Linked DNA regions of Homo sapiens: region 2 is linked to region 1. A link is a contact called in ENCODE Hi-C or POLR2A ChIA-PET data. All regions are on one chromosome and are shown on one strand. Each heading gives the region's core, a stretch centred on a gene start or an enhancer-like site at or near the end of the contact. The rest is flanking DNA. Distances are from core to core; before and after follow the strand shown. Region 1 holds the start of PLEKHA5 (pleckstrin homology domain containing A5). Region 2 has its middle 110 kb from the start of PLEKHA5.

What was found. Hi-C counts contacts between places; a loop is a spot of excess contacts on that map. ChIA-PET counts read pairs that join two places held with the same protein, here RNA polymerase II (POLR2A). Pooled maps may share reads with other maps.
Region 2: a map of PC-9 shows a loop between it and region 1 (2.7-fold over the local background). The contact joins the enhancer-like site here to the promoter of PLEKHA5 in region 1. A Hi-C loop is called at or near these places in 7 of 168 maps with a recorded cell type or tissue (Caco-2, Calu3, HepG2 and 4 more) and 1 of 50 pooled maps. POLR2A ChIA-PET finds 5 or more read pairs at or near these places in 1 of 52 experiments (WTC11).

Annotation. Positions count from the first base shown.
Region 1 is chr12:19,128,333-19,134,347 of GRCh38, forward strand. PLEKHA5 (pleckstrin homology domain containing A5) reads left to right here and starts at 1,401. Exons shown (of 32, transcript NM_001256470.2): 1 at 1,401-1,556; 2 at 1,719-1,798; 3 at 4,061-4,118. The coding sequence starts at 1,468.
Region 2 is chr12:19,014,725-19,021,438 of GRCh38, forward strand. No RefSeq gene overlaps it. Among named protein-coding and RNA genes, the nearest start is that of PLEKHA5, 110 kb to the right of the region's middle. Within about 2 kb of position 4,072, at least 3 of the 41 ENCODE cell types and tissues checked have a DNase peak (open chromatin) inside an H3K27ac peak, as active enhancers do; they include PC-3, PC-9 and mammary epithelial cell, where a contact is called at or near this core.

The DNA.
Region 1 (6,015 bases), core at 151-2,650:
ATTAGACAATTATTAGTGTTTCATTTCAGGGAATATGGAGGCCCAAGATGAAGCAGAGAGACAGAGGAACAGCTGGTTGGTGGAGCAGTCAGAACACACACATTTATTAAGTCCCTGTCTTACATGGGCTCAGTTCATGGTGCCCTCAAAACAATTTCAACAGTAACATCAAAGATCACTGATTACAGATCACTATAACAGGTACAATAATGAAAAAGTTTGAAAGATTGCAAGAATTACCAAAATGTGCCACAGAGACATGTAGTGAGCAAATGCTGTTGAAAAACGGTGCTAGGACTTGCTTAATGCAGAGTTGCCACAAACCTTCAATTTGTAAGATGTGAAAGATCTGCAAACAGCAATAAAGTGAATCGCAGTAAAACAAAGTGGGCTTGTACAGCAAGGAGGTTATACAAATATACTTTTGAAATCCTACAGCCAGTTTGAATCCAGGCTTTGGCAGTTATTACTATGACTGGGCAAACTACTGTGTTTTTAAACTTCATTTTTCCTATCTGTAAAATGGGGATTTTTTATAGATTGTGTGTGTGTGTGTATATATACACACACACACACACATATATATATATACACACATATATATATAGTTGTTGTGAAGATTTAAAAATGTACACCGTCACAAGGACTCCATAAAATAAGCTATTATTGTAATCTATTGGAGACAGGGCAAGTAAAAATCCACACTGATGTTAAGTGAATCTTTAAAAACAAGTACCAGAAAAAGACGAGTTTTTATTTTATAAGATATGACCTAAGGGGCCTAGGAAGAGAAAAAACTTGTTTTGTCAAGTCTAAATCCACTCATATTTCATGGGGCCACGTATCACGTCCAACCTTTGATATCTGGCACACAACAAACAAACAGGAAAGGCCTTTCGTGTGCTTTAATAAAAACAGCTTTCCATTTTAAAACGATAAATATATTGGAAAAATCTGTTGGCTCTCCAACAGCTCTTATAAAACAAAGCTCAGACGCTGTGTTTTTGTTGTTTGAAAGAGAGAAATCAGGGGCTTGGGCATTATTAGGCTCCCTTTGATCGCGCCCTGGGATGGGAAGCCTTCGGGCAAAGCCCTGGGGGCAGGACGCGTTTTTTTTTTTTTTTTTTTTTTTTTTTAATCGATCCCGGAACCTTCGCGCGGCGGAGGGGGCGGGCGCGCCGCAGGGGCCCGAGGGAGGGGTCTGGGGCGCGGCGCCGCTTGCCCATCCCCCGAGCGCGCGGCGGGGCGGCCGGCCGGCGGCCGCCGGGATGCGGAGGGGCGGCGACGGGGGCCGGACCCTGCCGGGGCGGCGGGGCGGGCACCGCCCGAGGGGGTAGGGCGCGCGCGGGGGCGCGCCGGGCCGGGGAGGCGCGCTCGCTCCGCGCTCCCTTCGCTCGCTCGTTCCCTCCTCCCTCGGCAGCCGCGGCGGCAGCAGGAGAAGGCGGCGGCGGCGGCTAGGGATCAGACATGGCGGCGGATCTGAACCTGGAGTGGATCTCCCTGCCCCGGTCCTGGACTTACGGGATCACCAGGGGCGGCCGAGTCTTCTTCATCAAGTAAAGAGCCGGGGACGGCACGGGGGCCCGCGGGGGCGGGAGGGCAGGAGGCGGGCGGCTGGCGACACGGGGGAGAGCCCGGGTCTGTGCTCCTGCAGCCCCTCGGCTCGCCCCCGCGTCCCCTCTCACGCTCCGTGTCTGCCCCTTCTCTCACCCCTGCAGCGAGGAGGCCAAGAGCACCACCTGGCTGCACCCCGTCACCGGCGAGGCGGTGGTCACCGGACACCGGCGGCAGAGCACAGGTAACGCCGGGCCCAAACGGAGTTGGGCTCCGCCTGGAGGAGGCGGCAGAGCCCGGGCCGCCCGGCTCCCCGCAACCTGCCCCGCGCCGCGGGCCCCGGGAGGCGGCGAGGCGGGGCGGAGGCCGGGCGGGAGCGGCCGCAGGTAGAGGGGCCACGGGGACTCCGCCGCCGGGAGTTCTCTCCAGTCTCGGGGCGCCTCTTTCTCCTCAGCCTTTCATCAGCACTTGGAGACGGCGCCCTCTTCCTGCGCCTTCTCCCCCCATCCCAGCCTAGACGACCCTCGCGACCCTAGAGTGGCGACGCTCCCCTCCCTGAAACCTGGAGTCCTGAGTTTTTCCTCCGCGGCCGCTACTCACTCCCCGGTGACCCCCAGCTGCCGTCTTGCCCCCCAGCAATCTTCAGGCAGTCCTTACCCACTCCCCTCCCTGCAGCCCCGGACCCCGATCGCCCGCCGGGATAACGTAACCACATCCTCCCCCTCCTCCCAGGAGCGCTGCCTCCTGCCGTGCAGCTTCCTCCTCCTAGGTGGGACTTGTGGGTAGGTGGCTGATGAAGGAGGAGGAGGAGGAGGAGAGGAGTTCGGGGGTGCTGCGATCCTCTCTGTGACAGGGAACGGCTCGGGAAACGCTTGGCGCGTTCCCTCCTGCCACGGGAGGAGCAGCCGGAGCCGGAGGAGGCGTTCGCAGCCTCAGTTGCTGGCGATCCGGATCTAAAGTCCCCGCCAGCCGCACGGAGGTTGCACAGACTGCCAGGAGGCGGTGGGCGTGCGAGGGGGTGTCCCGTATGGGGGCACCCGGGCCCTGTTTGGAGGGAGTCCGTGGGGAAGCGGCTCTCTCGGGTGGCTTTGGGAGCTTGTTTGAATGCTAAGTGTGAGTGGAGCTGGAAAAGGCTCCTCGTAGTTTCTGTACTGGTCTGGGTTTCTTTTATCATTCTTTGTTTACATTCGTGACTTGTTTGTCTTTGAAATGTAACATGTGTTCTCTTACTGGCCTGCCTCTAGTCCTGGTGATTGGAAAGGCTTGAGAGCAGTTTGGGTCGAAGGCGAGGCCAGTTTCAGCAGTCCTCAGAGCTGGCCTCTGGGGTACATTCTCTCGGACTCTGACATTCCGTGAATCTGTTAAAGTTGCCAGGATATTGAACAAACCTGCCTCTCTGTGAAATGCTGGAGTTCACTGAAGTGACTAATGTCTCCAAATTTGCAAAAAGGTGGAGGAAGAAAGGAAAGGCTGGTGTAGCAAGCATGATGAGCTTACATTTTTAAGGCATTTCTGACTAATACACTATCATGTTTCTCAATTCCCCGGTGCAGGCTTTTGCTTCAATATACCTTTCTGGTGTTTTACACGCATATTCCAACTTTGATGGCCTCTTTGCTTTTATGGATAATGATAGATTTATTTCATGAAAGACGATATGACATTTAAATTATTTAGACTAATTATCCTATGGAATTATGAGTGATATAAATAAGTGTCCTAGTTAACCCCACAGATTTGGTAACATTCACGCCACAGAAAAATTTTATTCTTTTATGTGATTTCACTTTTTTTTTTTTCTGGTTTGGTTTTACTTTGCTTGGACTCTGGTTTTGTACACACATCGGTTGTTTTTACTTCCAAGAGGCATTTTGATGAAATCCAAACAACTTGTCATTAATAATAATATGTAGCACATAATGACCATTGTTCACCTGAATCATCCCCAACTTTACTACTTGAAACTTCACGTCTCTTAGTCAAATTTTTAGAAACACACACGGAAGTATTCGGTGTCATTTCTTTTCCATTAATTAAGTAGTTAGGAAGTTCTGCCTTCTTTTTGGTGACACTTCCTAGATGGATTCATTTGTGTAGCTGAAAAATACGGTCTTAAATAGACACAATATACCCAAGAAGAGGCAGGCGTTGCCTGTTATACCCAGCTTTTTTTTTTGCTAGTCATTCATGAGTGTTCCACCTGGGATGAGAAGGCTTCCCTTTGCTTTCTTGGGTGCCAGAACATAGTTCCTCTCCACCCTAATATATTACAGTGTGTGCTCAGGTCAGATAATCTCTAATATTATGGTTACTTTTCTGGTGGCTCTAAATTTGAATTGCTGTTTTTCAAAAAATGATATCTGTTGTATTGCCAGCTCAACACTTTTTTTGTTAGTAATCTACTTAATTAAAACAGCTAATAAATGAAAATGGATAATTAAAATGGATTGAGACTTATTTTGCTATCATTGAAGTAATACTAATTGTAATATATGTATTGTTTTAGATTTGCCTACTGGCTGGGAAGAAGCATATACTTTTGAAGGTGCAAGATACTATATAAAGTGAGTTTTTTGACTTTCATTTTTTTCCTTCGTAATTAGAATGCTGTGATTACTCCTCAGCTGAATAGTTGTATGTCCAGTCTTGATCATGATTTTCTGAAGTTTATCATATAATGGTGACTGTATTCTTTATTTTGTATAGTGTCAGAATTTTGAGAGAAGAAAATGGCACTCTTACTTTTCTAATGTTATTTGCCTGGAATATTCATCGATTCATTGATTTGGAAATTAGATCATTTATGGCCACTTTTAAAAATAATTTTGTATCTTCGTTTTTTTCTTTTGGAATCGTCCAGCTTCATCAGAATATGACCACAATTACCTTTTTTTTTTTTTTTTTTTGGTGCTTCTGTGTATATTCCTGGGTAATAGAGGATTATTGGTCATTAGCTATGTGGTACTTAAAGTTTTGATCTTTGATTATCTGTGCTGAGAGATAACAAACAAAAAAAAATCTGAGTTACGTGAACATCTTTTTTTTTTTTTTTTTTTTAGTGAACCTTGTTCATGTATATTTTGACCAGGGCTGTTTATAGGTAGCAAAAGTGATGTAAAGCTAGGCACAATTTGATAAACAATGACGGTCAGGGAGTAAAAATAGAAATAGTTACTGAATATTTCATGAGCATATATTGGAGCATTGTTTGTATTTTTGCCTCAGTTTATTTAAATATGTCTAAGTCAAGATGTTTTATTGATATGTTTGTTTAAAAAAGGCTTTTAGTAGAGCTTGAGAGAAAAGATGACCAGTCAGTCCCAATCTTAAAACCAGTTCTTTAGAATATTAAACTAATTTATGTTCAAACTTAATAACTTAGTACTACTTGGAGACAAATACAAAGCTGGAGGTCAACATCATGTAGGAAAAATTTTAATCCCCCAACGAAAAATATGGGTGGTTTTGTCTTTTTATTTTTATATTAGAAACTATTTACCTAAGAGTTTGTTTTTATTGTTTAACCTTATTTGTTCTTTAATTTTAATAAACTGAGACATGAAAGAGAATGCTGAAATGCCAAACTGGGTTAAGACTTCAGTAGTTTATAAACAATAACAGATACCTAGCTAAAGTTACCTTTATTTCATTGAGCCTAGAAAGTTATTTTTACTGTGACATTTTTAAGATCATGTTATACTTCCAGTAAATTATAATTACCTGTATGGTTCTTTAATCTTTTAGAAAGATACTTAGATAAAACGTCAAGGGCTTTTTTATAAGTATTAGGAATGCTTGCTTTTGGATGTAGAAATAGAGAAAGCAGAAGATACAGGAATGGAATAGTTTCATGGTATGGTCTTTCTGTGAATATTTTTGGGTGAAATCTTTTCTTTGGAGATTATACTATACATTATTAGATGGCCTAAAAAAATACTTGAGTGAAATGCAGTCATCAAATGTTTTTCTATTGGTTATTTCCATCCTAAATTAAAGTGAGTTGATATTGCCACGAAAAGGGATACTTCTTTTCTTGTCAAGCTAGTAGTATGGTATATGTGAAGAAAAACAGTTTTTTCATTTCAGGTCATTTATTCAATGTAATTTTGACTACTGTACATTAAGCCTAGCTCATCTTATAAAAACAGAGGTAACATTTCAATTTTCAATAACATTTTAATTTCTTTGCGTGCATTCTTGGATGAATGTTTATTTGATAGTACAAAATCTTATTCTGTGTGGGCTGAGTATGTATGTTTTAATTTAGAACTAAGCTGTTAGGAAGACATTGAGTGAGTTTCTTTTGTTTTACGAGCCATTTTGATTAGGTTTTCTTTTATGTTTACTTAAACAAATTAGAATTTTATTTGAGTGCCATGTCTAATGCCTAAGTAGGTTTCTCTGGAAAATTAAGACAATATTAAGAAAGCTATAATAATTTTACTTTAAAGACATTTTTAA
Region 2 (6,714 bases), core at 2,822-5,321, 110 kb before region 1:
AGTACACTGTAGTGCTGTGCTTGATGCTTTGCAAATATCATCTGGTAATTTCATCTATAAGTGTATTTCAAATGTCAGTTAGCATATAACTATTACTACTGCTGCTCCTTATTTCCCAGTACTTTTATTCACTTTATATCCTCAATAAATATTTGCAAAATAAATGATAGATAGTAGTAGTTAATACAGTAGCATGAATCTTAAGCTTGAACTAAGTTTGAGTCCTATCTCTGTCACCTATTAGCTGTGAAACTTTGGACAAGTTATTTAAAGTCTCTAATCCTCCAGTTCTTCATCGGTAAACCAGAGATGTCAGTATCTCTTTCACAGGCTTCTCATAAAGGTAAAACATTATTATTATGGTAGGCCAAGTGCCCAACACATAATAAAGGTCCAATAGCTATTTGTTTGTGTAATTATTGTTCATTCCATTCATTCAACAACTACTTATTGAGCACCTACTATGTTCTTGGCATGTTCTAAGGGTTGAATAATGAGTGGTGAATAAGTTACATATGGCCGTTGCATTTTAGGGAGTTTACACATTTGTAGGGGAGACATATGATAAACAAATAAATCAGTATGTAATTACAAATAATGATAAAAGCTACGAAGGAGACAGGGTGCTATGATTGAGAACACCAGAGTAAGGAGAGCCTACTTAAATGGGGTAATCAGAAAAGGCCTCCTTGAGGAGCTCATGTTTAAACTGCAATGAGGAAAATGCCCTGTGAAGACTGGGAGAGAGCAGAGAGCAGAGGCGGAGCAGGAAAGCACTCAGCAAACTGACAACGACGAAGGACCCAAGGGTCTGGAGCAATGCTCAGTAAGAAAAGCTGCCAAGGCTGAAAGACCTTCAGAAGCCAGAGTATTCAGTCTTGTAGGACATGGGACGAAGTTTGGATTTTCCTCTAACTTCAGTGAGAAACCATTGAGAGGTTTTAATGAGAAGAGTGTCATGATTTGATTTCTGTTTTTAGGAAATGACTCTGGCTACCTTGTGATAATTTGAAAAAATACAAAAGTGGATAGACAAGTTAAGAACCCATTGCAATAATCCAAGCCAGAGATGATGGTGACTTGGACTTAGTGGCAAGGGTGATGGAGAGATGGAATAATTTCAAGCATATTATAAAGATTTTAAAAATCGAATCTCAGCCAGGCACCATGACTCCCACATGTAATCTCAGCATTTTGGGAGACTAAGGTAGGCAGATCACTTGAGCTCAGAAGTTCGAGACCAGCCTGGCCATCATAGCGAAACCCCACCTCTACAAAAAATACACAGAATTAGCTGGGCATAGTGGCGTGAGCCTGTAGTCCCAGCTACTTTGGGGGCTGAGGCAAAAGGAGCGTTGGAGCACAGGAGGTTGAGGCTGCAGTGAGCCAAGATCACACCACTGCATTCCAGCCTGGGTGACAAAGTGAGACCCTGTCTCAAAAAAAAAAAAATTAATTTCTTCAAGATATTAAGATATTGACTGGAGGAAAGGAGTATTTTTTGTGTTTGAAATAGACTTACTCCTGAATGTATTCACTCCTGGAACTATCACCAGTTAGCCTGTAGGCTCTCCAAAAGGGAATGTGGCAGAGGAATAATTTTTAGACATTGACATCAAATATTGTCTGATAACCATTCAGTTATTCTCTTGCAACCTTCTTCTCCATCTCAGAAACTTACTCAACACATTGTCTTATTTATATCCCTATTCCTCAAATCCTGCACTAAGACTTGGGGAAAGGCAAAAATGCTTCATCATCAGGGAAACTTTAGTCTTAGCACCAAGTTGAGCTGCTAGTAATATGTGAAGTCTTGTTTTATTCTCATCAAATGCAACAAAAATTACTGAACCTCCTTATATGAAACTTGTCTTTTGGCTTACTCAGAAGCTTCCAGAATTCCCCATAACTTAGAGTGATTTTTTTTTTAAGATTAATTTTTTGGTCGTAAATACATATGTGCTTATGCTCATTCCTTTGTAAACACACCAACAGATGACATAGAATATTTTGTTGCATAATGATTAAGACTGAATTTGGCAAGAACTCAAATATGAAGGGTTATTCTTAGAAAAACAAGTTCAGTGACGGGACTTTAAAACTTCTAATAATCTATACCAAATGAACACATAAGGAAGTCCACAATATGACTTGTAGATATCAATTTAAAGCCATATATACCTGAAATAAGAATCTTGTGCATTCACTCACAGATACTATCTCAGCACTGTGAAAGAATATGAGTGATTCCATTTTTCTCCCTTTTGGGGAGTGGATTCTGCAACTAGTATCAATCACTACTTTGTGCATATTCCATCAAAATGCATGCTACCAAGATATGCAATGAATTTTGACCACTTAAACATCTTTGCGGGAATTTTCTCAATAAGTGGGAGCAATGAAATTCTACTGCTCCTAATATGTGCAGAAAATAGGTAATAAGCGGATTCTTTAGAAAATATCACTGGGTAATTCTGATGGCCAGAAGCCCAGCATGATGCAATTCAAAAACAACCAAAGATCTAACTCATCCTTCCTATTTGTTGTAGTTCCAGAACACCAGAATTGAATTTTTTGTTTGTTTGTTTGTTTTAGAGACAGGGTCTCACTCTGTTGCCCAAGCTAGAGTGCAGTGGAGTGAATATGATTCACTGCAGCCTCAACATCCTGAATTCAAAGGATCCTTCTGCCTCAGCCTTCCAAGTAGCTGGGATTACAGGTGCATGCCACAACACAAAGCTAATTTATTTAGTTTTGTAGAGATGAGATCTTGCCATGTTGCCCAGCCTGGCAGAATTACTTTTCTAAAAGAAATTGTATATCTAAAATGAGAAATTAGAACCTTGAAAGAATTAAACCCAAATTAGGTAATTTTGAGAGCAGAGAAGAGGACAAGCAAAAATGTTGAGGACTGCAAAGCATGACATCTAGAAATATGAAATGTGGGTGTAGAATCAGACGAGGGAGAGCAATGCAAAATGATGAGGCACCTGGAAGATATGTAATGGAAGAATTCCAAAGAAAAGTTGTATCAAATAATTAAAGTAGCATCTGCCATTTTTTTAGCGTATGCCAAGGCCAGGCATTATACTGGACATTTTTTAAATTTTATCTCTAATTCTTGCAATAAGTCTACAATATAGATTTTAGTACTCTTATAGAGAAGAAAACAAACCTTCATGAGGTTATATACCACACTTAAGGCTCTTCAGCTAGTAACTGGCAGAGCCAGGATTTGATACCAGAGCCATCCATCTCTAAAAACCAGGGTTGCCTGGTAGGATTGCTCAGCCTCCATAATTATATACAGTAAGGACAAAGCCCAGCTGTTTCCACACCAAAAAAAAACCACATTTTCCAAAGTTTGATTAGGTTTTAAACAGAACTTTAGAAGCTCTAAGTCCTAAGCTGAATTTGAGAAGCCCTAAGCGTTTTACTTGGAAGAAAGACCATTTTGACACATTTTCAGAAACATGGCAGAGTAGTCAAGTGCCAGGAAACTGACAGGAAGACAAAAGCGACAAGGGACAACCAGATTCTGAGTTACCTATTTTGTCCAAAAGTACCAGTCTGAGAGAAGAAATGTAGAACTACAAACAGTATCTTACTGTGAGAAGAGAGTGGCAGATACTGGCAATTGTCTTCTAATATATATTACCTGATTCTTTTGTTTAATAATAGAACTCTTGAGTTTTAGCTGGATTTAGCTGTCCAGCTAGACAGTGTTCTTCCCAGGCCCCTTTGTAGCTAGGCTCCAACCAATGGAACTTCTGGTTTATATCTGTCAAGTTAAAAACAAATCTGGACTTTATTCAAAAGGACTTTTGCAAAGAGTAAGAGAGGGACTATTGCACAAAGGAGAACATTTGACTATAAGATCTGCAAGCTTTAGGCAAAAAGGATTTTTCTTGTCTAAAGAGAAGTAAACAAGACCAGAAAGATGTAGATGTAGAGAAGTGGGATGAAAGTATGGAAGGATCAGATAGTACATCCAGGAATGTTTTACCCTGAGACCAGTCTATTTTTTTGGCAGAGATCCTTAAGGAAGGGTTGTATGGCTGACTCAGGCTTAAAGCAGGCAAGAGTTCAGGGGACTAGAGGAAGGAGAAAATCTTAACAAAGGTTTGGTTAGTAAGCATTTTGTTTCCACTGATCGGTGGTGAGAAAACAGTCCAGCTGATAATTTCAAAGGCAAAGAATAGGAATTTGGAAAGTCTGTGTCTGGCCTTGTCATAGGAAAACAAGAGGGGCATTGTATTAGTCTGTTCTCATACTGCTATAAAGAAATAACCTGAAACTGGGTACTTTATAAAGAAAAGAGGCATAATTGGCTCGCAGTTTTTGCAGGCTTTACAAGAAGCATGGCTGGGAGGCCTCAGGAAACTTACAATCATGGCAGAAGGTGAAGGGGAAGCAGGCACATCTTACATGGCTGAAGCAGGAGGAAGAGAGAGAAGGGGGAGGTGCTACGCATTTTTAAACAACCAGATCTTGTGAGAATTCACTATCCCAATAACAACAAGAGGGAAATCCACCCCCAGGATCTAATCGCCTCCCACCAGGCCCCTACTTCAACACTGAGGATTACAATTCAACATGAGTCTTGGGCAGGGACACAAATCCAAACCATATCGGGCATCCTTGATTCTTAACAAAGTCGTGGTTGAGTAAGCTGCTGTTTCCTAGAACACAATGGGTGGCAGGATTTCTTTAATCATGGCTGTTTTTCAGGATCACAGGGCTCAGGTAAATTTCAACACTGTCATAACCTTAAAAGGAATCTGCTTGCCCTGTCCTTCTTTCCCCTTCTAGTGGTTCGAACTTAAACACAGTGGCCATGAGACATCCTAAAGGATGATATAACCTAAAGATGGGAGGAGCCTGGGTCCCTGGGTCCCTGGATGACAGGAAAAGAGCTGTCTACTTGCCCTGGACAGCTCACCTACCTCTGGACTATTAAGTAAGAGAAAAATAAACATTTTTCTAGTTTATACCTCTTTATTTGAGGTCTTCAAGTTATAGCCACTTAGCTAGTACCCTAATGAACACAAATAGTCTCTGCAAACAGGAAAGTTTCTTTTTTATTTGGCATCATGGTCAAGCTGTCAAGCATCATCTTCAAATATGAGAGATAATATTAAATGCAGAGCTCCTTCCTAGTGCCAAGAACTCACATTCTCATTAATCTGTGATTGCCTAAAGCATCAAAAGCTCAATTTTGCTCTTATTTTTCTGTATCACACAGGAAACAGAATTCTGTTTCGGCTCCTAAAATGCATTAAAAACTTTTCATTTTAGGTAGCATTGGAACTCAAAGTAAATAGTAGGATGGATGGTATGTATGTATTATTGATTAAGTAATATATGTTAATGTATGTATTTGCTTGTGGTATTACTGGGGCTCTTAAAAAGTTACTAAATGGCAGAATGTCCTACAATTTGATTCAAATGGTCTTTAAATCAGTAATAGCCTTCTTTATCCATGAGAGGGTTAGAGACATGCTACCAAAAAATGTGACACCTTGGCATTTGAAGACAAAGCAGAAGCGGGAAGGTCATTCTCACCTTCCTCTCGCTCCTTCTTCACTGAAGCAGAAATTCTCTGGTCTTTCCCTAAAGTAGGTTATAAGACCTTCATTCTAGAGGGGTCCTCCCTATACCCCAAAGAGAGAAACATCCTTGTCCTCAAAGGCACAGAAATATCAAGAAGAAACTGAAAAACAGGCCTTGCTTGTTCCTGCAGTTTATTACCTTTAGATCATATCCTTTTATCTTCCAATCATACTTCTGCATGACTGTCCATAAAAATACACAGTTTTTTTCTGTTTCTTCGAGTTATCATTCATTTTTGAAAGTGCCCATATCACATAAATTTTACATTTGCATGCCTTCCACTTGTTAGTCTGTCTTTTGTTATAGGGGTCTCAGCAATGAACCTAGCAGTGGGTGAGGAAAATAATCTTTTCTCCTCTGCATCGGACATGTGGTCATAGGAAGATATGGATGGTCCATCAGGAGTGATTAAAAGAACTAACATCACCACCAAACATGCATTGCTTTTAGTCAGACTTTGTAATGCACCCATCAAAATTCCTCCCAAATGTAGCATCCACGTGGTGTACTTTGCTAAATGAACAACTATATGTATGTCTGTTGTTAGTGGCATAGCTCTTCAAATTCCAAAGGTCTTTCCTTCAATGTTCAAATTTCTCAAGCAGTTCTTATAACTTAAATATGAGATATCAATTACTCTGCATTCCTACAGTGAAAAAAAAATAATCCAATATCAAAACTGCATAGGAAGGCTGTTTGTTCAATTTGATCTAAACAAAGAATTAGTTAAAATTAATCACTGTGGCCTCTTTGATTCACTGGATCATTGAAGTCACTGTCTCAGTTGAGTTCTTAATGGTTTTCAAATACATTTTGGAGAAATTCCCTATTCTAGCAAAAAAAAAAAAAAATGAACCTTTATGGTAAGTTTTAATTCCGTGTATCTTGCCTGTTTCTTATCTGACTTTAATATGTTGTAAAATTATTCCAAATTTGTATTGTACATTGTCTCATTTTAAAAACATTTAAAAAACAGGTCCAAGAAGACATATGAGACATACTGGAACCGTAATAGGTCCATTGTCCAATATGCATGGCAAGTCAATGCCCTGAGACACCGGGTTACAGCAGATCATAGAGCTGCAGATCAAGAAGATGGGA